2 separate regions of the Homo sapiens genome follow, and region 2 is linked to region 1. Evidence: chromatin contacts called from ENCODE POLR2A ChIA-PET data. All regions are on one chromosome and are shown on one strand. Each heading gives the region's core, a stretch centred on a gene start or an enhancer-like site at or near the end of the contact. The rest is flanking DNA. Distances are from core to core; before and after follow the strand shown. Region 1 overlaps SPAG9 (sperm associated antigen 9). Region 2 has its middle 36 kb from the start of LINC02072.

Region 1 (4,343 bases), core at 466-2,965:
AGAACAGGAGGTGAGAATGGTGCTTCTTAACATTTTGCAAAAAGTATACTAAAGTGATTAACTATTGATTACTTCCTCAACTGCTATTCTCAAGACATCAGATGCTCAGCTTGGAAGACTATTGTTGTAATTCACTGAAATATAAAAGAAAATTATTTCCACTGTAGTGGTTGTCAGGGCTTTACTGCAATCTGTAATTTATTCCTTCCCCAAAGTAAGCATTTTTAAATAAAGGAAAGAAAATATAAGTAAATTCTGTGAAATTCAGCCTGTTTGCATTTATCCAGCTCTATGTAATGGTATACTTTCCAGAAATACCTTCTTCAGGGCATAATGTATGTAACTTGTATTTGTCCTGAATGTGGCCTAGTGTGTCATCTTACAGTGGACTGCTTCCTTAGTTTAATAGAGTTCTTCATCTCCAGTCAGGGCACCATCCAGCTTTATTCATCAAACATCTGTTAAGAGCCTACTACAGGCCAGGTGTGGTGGCTCATGCCTGAAATCCCAGCACTCTGCCCAGGCAGGCGGATCACTTGGTCAGGAGTAGGAGTTCAAGACCAGCATGGCCAGTATGGTGAAATCTTGTCTCTACTAAAAATACAAAAATCAGCCAGGCATGGTGGCAGACACCTGTAATCCCAGGTACTTAGGAGTCTGAGGCAGGAGAATTGCTTGAACCCGGGAGGTGGAGGTTGCAGTGAGCTAAGATGGTGCCACTGCCTTCCAGCCTGGGCAACACAGCGAGACTCCATCTCAAAAAAAAAAAAAAAAAAAGCCTGCTACATGTCAGGCTTGATATGCTGGGCACTGGGGATAACAGGATATCTGTGACTTTCTCCTACGTGCTAGGTCAGGGGTTGACCTGGGTCCATGGAAGCCCTCTAGCATCAACAGTGAAACAGTATCCTCTTCCTTTGAAATATACTCAGAGTTAGGACATTCATACCTTTCCTTTAATAATTTGAATTCTCTTGAAGCTACCATTCTGTTTACACTTAGATGGATTTTACCTAAATGTGAGTATCTAGAGTTAAGGTTTTTAGTGTTTCCTTTGGGTCACAGACTCTTAGGAGTCAAATTATTTGAAACTCTCCAGAAGAATGTATGTACACACCATTTTGTAACTCTTTTATGCCACATAGCTGTAAATCAAAAGAGTTTTAAGAACCAATGCTTTAGAGACTTACTTTTACTTGGGGAGAAAGAAATGTAGGTATAAAAGTATATTTGTGTTAATAGTGAGGGATCCTATGTGGGGCTAGTTACTTGTTTGTAGTTTTGTCTTTATTTTCATTTGGCTTAAAACCCTCAAATCTAAGAGACAAACTTAGGTAGCAGAGTTGCTTGCCTTTATATGACTTATTTCAGAAGTTAGGCTACTCAGGAAAACACTACATTGGCATGTAGTGTCTGTAAGTTGAACTGAATGGGATAATTCATTTTCTCTAGTTGTAAACATAGTTTATAGTCTGTTAGAAAATAGTTATGCTGCAATGCCAGATAATCCATGACATATATATTCTGTATAGCACTAAGCACATGGTGCATTTGGTAAATGGAACAACTGAAAATATTTTGAAGAGCTTATAGACTTTTAGCCTGATATTTAAAACCCATAAGAAAATGGCACAAAGACCAGATTGCTTTTACTGCAGTATCTCAAGTGAAACTGAAAGTAATGACGTTTATTTTGTGTGTGTGGTAAAAACACATAAAAATTACCATCTTATGACCTCTGATGTGGTCTCCACAGGGAGGAAAAAAATGACCATTTTAACCATTTTTAAGTATATAGTTCAATAGTGTAAGTATACAGTTCAATAGTGTTATGTATATTCATATTATTGTAAAACAGCACCAGAGCTTTTTCATCTTGCAAATCTAAAACTCTGCACTCATTAAATAATAACTTCCTTTCCAACTACTGTAGCCCCGGAAACTACCATTTTACTTTATGTTTCTATGAATTTGATGTCACATATTAAATACCGCACATAAATAGAATTATGTAGTGTTTGTCTTTTTGAGACTGGCTTATTTCATTTAGCATAATGTCCTCAAGGTTCATTCATGTTATAGCATGTGACAGAATTCCCTTCCTTTTTAAGGCTGAGTAATATTTATTTGATTGTATGTGTACACCATATTTTGTTTATTTATTTGTTAATGGACATTTGGGTTGGTTTCACCTTATGGCTGTTACGAATAATGCTTTTGTGAATACATACCCAGAAGTGAGATTGCTGGATGATATGGTAGTTCTATTTTTAATGTTTTTAGGAACTTTCATACTGTTTTCCAGAGTGGTTGCATCATTTTACAATCCTACCAACAATGCACAAGTGTCTAATGTATTCACATCCTCTTTTTCTTGATAGTGGTCATCCTGATGGGGGCCAGGTGATGATATCTCATTGTGGTTTTGATTTGCATTTCTCCAGTGATTAGTGGTGTTGATCATCATTTTATATGCTTTTTGGCCATTTGTGTTACATCTATTTTTTTTCAAAGCACAATTTAAATATGCACAGACATGCCATTCTTTTATATGCACTTCCAAATCTTGTACTAGCTTTTTGTGAACATTCTCTAGTGACATGTACACCTATGATGTGGCAGTTCCCTAAAGGCTCTAAAGGGGAAAATGGGGCTATAAAATAAATATGTTAGAAAGAGACTTGATGACTGCGTAAGTCTCCATGTTTGCCACCACTCATGCCATTGAAAAAGATATCTTAATGATGTCAGACAATAGGATTTGATAGGCTAGTGGTCATTTGCAGTCAAGAGTATTAGCCAAAACAGCACAACCTGGCAAGTGACCTGTAAAGTCTAATATAAAATAGGAATTTGCAGTGTCAAGAAGCCACAGATTGAATGTGAAATGACAGCATGCAACTCCCCTGGAACTTTATGTTGAATGATTCATAATAAATGCTTTTCAATTAGGACCTCTTAAGAATTTTCCCTTGTTTGCATACATAGTCATGTGTCGCTTAACAACAGAGATACATTCTGAGAAATGTGTACTTAGGTGATTTTGTTGTAGGAACATCATAGAGTGAATTTACCCAAACCTAGACAGTATAGCTTACTACACACCTGAACTATATGGTATGGCCTGTTGCTCTTAGGCTGCAACCTGTGCAGCATGTACTGAATATTGTAGGCAGTTGTAACACAGTGGTAACTATTTTGTGTACCTAAACATAGAAAAGATACAGTAAAAATACAATATGAAAAATTTAAAATGGTATACCTCTATAGGGCACTTACCATGGATGGAGTTTGCAGGACTGCAAATGCTCTTGGTGAGTCAGTGAGTGAGCAGTGAGTGAATATGAAGGCCTAGAGCATTACTGGACATTACTGTAGACTTTATAAAATGCTGTCCACTTAAACTATACTACATTTATTTAATTTTTTTCTTCAATAATAAATTAACCTTAGCTTACTGTAACTTATTTACTTTATAAACTTTAAATTTTTTTACCTTTTTGATTTTTTTGTAATAATGTTTAGCTTAAAACACAAACACATTGTATAGCTCTATGAAAATATTTTCTTTATATCCTTATTCTATAAGCTTTTATCTATTTAAAAAAAATTTTTTTTTTTTTTGCTTTTTAAACTTTTTTGTTAAAAACCAAGACACACACATATTATTAGCCTTGGCCTACACAGGGTCAGGATCATCAATGTCAGTATCTTCCACCTCCACATCTTGTCCCACTGGAAAGTTTTCAGGAGCAATGACACACATGGAGCTATCACCTCCTATGATGACAGTGCCTTCTTCTAGAGTACTTCCTGAAGGACCTACCTGAGGCTGTTTTATAGTTAACTTTATTATTATTTTTAAGTAGAAGGAGGAGTATACTTTAAAATAACAATGAAAATTTTAGTAAATACATAAACCAGTGACATAATTGTTTATCATTATCAAGTATTATGTACTGTATAGAATTGCATGTACTATACTTTTATACACCTGGCAGTGCAATAGTTTTGTTAACACACTAGGGCATTGCACTGGGATATTATGACAGTTGCAACATCACTGGGCAACAAGAATTTTTCAGCTTCATTTTAATCTTATGGGACCACCACTATATATGCTGTATGCTGTCTATTATTGACCAAAATGTCATTATGCAGATGTGGCACATGATCGTATTATCTTATGAGTGTACTGTTGACCAAAAGTAGTATATTTTAATTTTTAACAGGTCAATGATTTTTTTTTTTTTTTTGAGACAAGGTCTTGCTCTGTTGTCCAGGCTGGAGCGCAGTGGTATGATCTTGGCTCACTGCAACCTCTTCCCCCTTCTGGATTCAAG
Region 2 (4,343 bases), core at 710-3,209, 340 kb before region 1:
TCAGAGAAAAGAGACTCCAGGAGAAGCTGGGAAACTTGCAACCTTATTGAGGAGGACCTGGGGAAAGAGAGGCCTAGGAGATGGCAACCCAATAAGGGGCACAATTGGCCAGAAAAAAGGAGCTGTCCAGGAAGGGATGAACCCTCAAAAGCTACCCATAGGAGTTTTCAGGGCCTGATTCACCCCAGGTGGGCTTCTCCAGGAAAAACATCCCAAAGTCACATACCCTGAGACAGGCAATGCAGCCTTCGGTTCAGATGCTGCTGCTGGCAGTCCTGTGGGAAGAAGGTAGAGACTGAGAAGAGGGAAGGGAAGTGTGCAGAGGAAGTCAAGAAGCTGACGTTACTGGGCATCGGGTACCCACCGACAAGGCTTGTGCAATTTCTCCATTGTTTACAAAGCAGGCATTTCACCAAAACAAGGCTCTTTAGTTTGGTGATGTTATACAAAGAGTGCAATATTTAGGACATATTTATACTAAAATATTGTTCATTGTTTATCTGAAATTCAAATTCAACCTTTGTCCTGTATTTTACTGGCAAACCTAGGAGGGTGGGGAGCCTTCCAGAAGGGATACAAAACCACCTACCCAAGCTGTGATGACAGCCTACCCACACCTCTCCCCCAAGGTGAAACCTACACTACCATCAGCACAGATGAAGGACAGGCTCACATTTGAAAGGGAGAGTCAAGGGGGGTCAGGATGAAGATGCGACAAAGAAGTGCTCCCAGCTCCCTGCATCCAGCCTGGGCTCTGGCCCAGTTCCCAGACCAAGGGTCTAAGCATACATGATGTAAGTAGCTCCTACACCTACCTGTCCATCACCTCCAGGAAGTATTGTATCCCTCACCCTGTGACACCTTCCCCGAAGTACATTTGTGGTCCCTACAGCAACATTTTTAAATTTTAATCTTGACTATGTAAATGATAGCTGTAAATGATTATGCAAATGGTTCACTGTAAAAGAAATGGAAAATAAAGGAAACCCTAAGTGAAAGAGAGAACAAGAGGCAATCCTATTGTGCTGAAATGCTCTCTTGCAGTCTTTTCATATGCATATATGAACTTCTATTTACATAGCTGGCATCATACCATACATTCATGGTTTTCCCTTGTTTTTACTCCAGCTGTTTTTTCATTTGACATCATCCCATTCAACTCAACTTTAGTCAATAAATATTTACCAAATGTCTGCTATAGGCGCCTCACTGTGTGCGGAGCAGTAAACAAGCCTGACACAGTCTCTGCCCTGTGATGCTGTGGTTCAAGGTGGGAGTCAGAGACTGAACCAGGGAGATAAAAAGTGAATTAAATAGTCTCCTACAAAGTCTGCAATATAATTCAATTGTACATTTTGCTTTCGAGGAAATATGTTCTTAGAAATACAGAGAGAATATTTTAAAGGGTTATATTTAAAGTAAATATTTTGTGTATGACTCTAAGTCGTAGAACATTTAAATGAAAATAGGTATTGCCTATTTGAATTTATTTGTGCCTCACGTGAACCCCGAGGCTTCCTGGGATTGCTACTTAACAAAGCACTGTGATGTCTGAAGGGCCAACATGTTCTTCTACCACATGATTTTGGGGTCTGCCTCCAACACTTCTGTGTGACACTTTTGTGTGAATAGACTATAAGTTCTTTAACACGTTATAGATAAACATTTACATTGATTCTAAACATTTACTTTTATAATAACAGAGCAATGAACATCTTTGTGCATGAATATCTGTGTGTGCAAACCTGATTATTTATTTGGGATAAACTCTATCATCCATATAAAGAATGAGTCTGGGACAGAAATTGGCTGGTTATACACAAAACCTACTTCCTCATTCTCCCGGGCACAGGCTAGACTACATTTCCCAGCCTCTTTTGTAGTTAGGGATGGCCACATGACTCATTTCTGGCCAATGGAATGAAGGCGGAAGTGATGTTTCCATCCCCACTGGGCCTGGCTGGAATGCCTCCCGTGTGTGCTCCTCCATGTTCTTTCTACTTCTTGTAAGAATCTGTAGAAGCCACGTGTTGAAAATGGAAGAGTCCCAAGTTGGAAGGAGGTTGGGTGCTTCTATCACCATTTGAGGAAGAATTACCCACTAGCTGATCAGGGATCAGCCATTTTGAACATTACACAAGCAGGAAATGAACTTCTATTGTGGTAAGCCACTGAGATTTTAAGTTTTATCTGTTATAGCCACTAGTGTTAACTAATACAGGAGTCCTGCCTTCACTTCCCCTGCCTGAGTCCAATCCAGGTATGCCCAGCTGGGCATCTCAGGTGGTAGAAATGCCATGGTCCCCACTCAAAGTTTCCTCTCCATTCGTGTATGCACCTATCCACAGGAACCAAGCCCCCAGTCTTTCTCCTGATAGTCTTCCTCCTAGGAATCATCCCAAAAGCTGAGCCTCAGTGGAAGCTGCCCTACCCAGATATCCACCTGGGAAGACCCCAGAGAAAGCCACTGGCTGCCTACCCTGGGATTTGTTTTGTAGCCTCTGCATCTAGAAGACCAGCACCAATTTCTACTCAAGGAACAAAAAGAATCTATACACATCACAGAATAAATAACCCCACAGATTACAAATAACCCATTCTCCAGGCTCACTGGCCTCATTCTATGCCCGGAAACCTCTGTGTCATTTTGTCTCTATGTCTCTTTCATCAGAAAGCAAAATGCACAATGTAGCTCTGTTCTGGGAAGAGCTATGGGTTACTGCAAATGGAAGCGTCTGACTATGACTGCCGGACTGCCTGGAGTTTGGGTCAGCAGGGGATGTCAGCTTTTCAATCCCTCTCTAAAAGCCCCTTCCCCCAACTATGCATTAGGGAGACTTCTCTGTAGCTGGAAGACAGACGCTTAGTGTTCCTTCCTGGAGGCTGCAAGCCCATCCATCCTTGTGCTGTGATTGCCATCTTGTGGCAGAGAGACAACAAGGCAATGGGGGAGGACCCAACCAATGATGAGCCTCCCAAGAGCACCACGAGATGATGGTCAAAATCAGAGTTCCTTTGTCTGCCCCCACCACCCACCACCAAAAAAAAAAAGCGTCCTGCTCTCTGTTTACCATTCCCCAAATCATATGCTTTGGGGATTCTCTGCAACTGGTTTTTTTATTTAGCTATTATAAAAATGATACATGCCCATCATTTACAAATTTAGGCCGGGTGCAGTGGCTCATGCCTGTAATCCCAGCACTTTGGGAGGCCAAGGTGGGCGGATCACAAGGTCAGGAGATCGAGACCATCCTGGCCAAAATGGTGAAACCCCGTCTCTACTAAAATACAAAAAATTAGCCAGGCGTTGTGGCGCGCACATGTAGTCCCAGCTACTCAGGAGGCTGAGGCAGGAGAATCGCTTGAACCCAGGAGGCGGAGGTTGCAGTGAGCTGAGATTGAGCCACTGCACTCCAGCCTGGGCGACAGAGCCAGACTCTGTCTCAAAAAAAAAAAAAAAAAAAATTGAAACATGACTGAAGAATTTAAAGACTAAAGTCAAAAGTCACCCCAAATGCAGCCACTCTGAACTACCAGCATTAGTATACGGGGCAAGTCCCTGCAGCCATCTCTCCATGCCACTGACAAGCAGAGAAGCAGATGGCCCAGTAGCGGTTCAGAGCTTGGGCTCTGGTGCCCGGCTGCCGGGGTTCCTGGTTGGCTTTGCCACTTCCTAATTTGTGACCTTAGGCAAATTCCTTAACCTCCATGTATCTTATGTTCTCACCTTAAAAACAGGGACAACAGTGGCATCTCTTACAGAATGGCTATAGGGACTTCCTCTGCAAACCTCAGAGCACAGTGCCTGGCACTTGGTAAACATTCACATGTCAGCCACTGTTAATGATGGATGGATGAACGGGCAGATAGCGAGATATACTTTTAGGAGAAGGATGTTTAATGTCGCATGTTACCTTCTTTTTTCAGTTTTATTTTTCCCCTTCTTTTCACAGATGGTGATGCATGTTACTTTTTACTTTAAAGAAAAAAGTATGAACTGTGAAAAGAACAGGATAGGGAATCCATAATTGGAGAGGCTAGGAACTGAGTAGCTGAATCCTCCTGGGTCCACAGGTGATTAGCCACATGTCTCCTGACTGGCTCTTCCTCCCCATCTGGTTTCCCCCTGCCACCAGCATGCCACCAGAGATGCTGCCCCTAGCTGTAGCAGTTCCCACTTGAGCTGTTCTCAATCAGGAGGAAAAAGGTGTGCTAATAACCAACCAGGGAGAAACGGAATCAGGAGAGAAAACCCATCCTGCTGCTGGCACAAATCTCTGAGAGCCAGCACCGATGCATTGCTCTGTCCAGGGGCTTCAAGGCCACTGAGGAGGATGAAAGAA

The links. ChIA-PET counts read pairs that join two places held with the same protein, here RNA polymerase II (POLR2A).
Region 2: POLR2A ChIA-PET joins it to region 1 with 22 read pairs in A673. The contact joins two enhancer-like sites. POLR2A ChIA-PET finds 5 or more read pairs at or near these places in 3 of 52 experiments (A673, activated CD4-positive, alpha-beta T cell and activated T-cell).

Annotation. Positions count from the first base shown.
Region 1 is chr17:51,027,348-51,031,690 of GRCh38, reverse strand. It overlaps SPAG9 (sperm associated antigen 9), which reads left to right. Exons shown (of 30, transcript NM_001130528.3): 6 at 1-10. Among named protein-coding and RNA genes, the nearest start is that of SPAG9, 91 kb to the left of the region's middle. Within about 2 kb of position 1,715, at least 4 of the 41 ENCODE cell types and tissues checked have a DNase peak (open chromatin) inside an H3K27ac peak, as active enhancers do.
Region 2 is chr17:51,370,392-51,374,734 of GRCh38, reverse strand. No RefSeq gene overlaps it. Among named protein-coding and RNA genes, the nearest start is that of LINC02072, 36 kb to the right of the region's middle. RefSeq lists a silencer at 573-867. Within about 2 kb of position 1,959, at least 3 of the 41 ENCODE cell types and tissues checked have a DNase peak (open chromatin) inside an H3K27ac peak, as active enhancers do.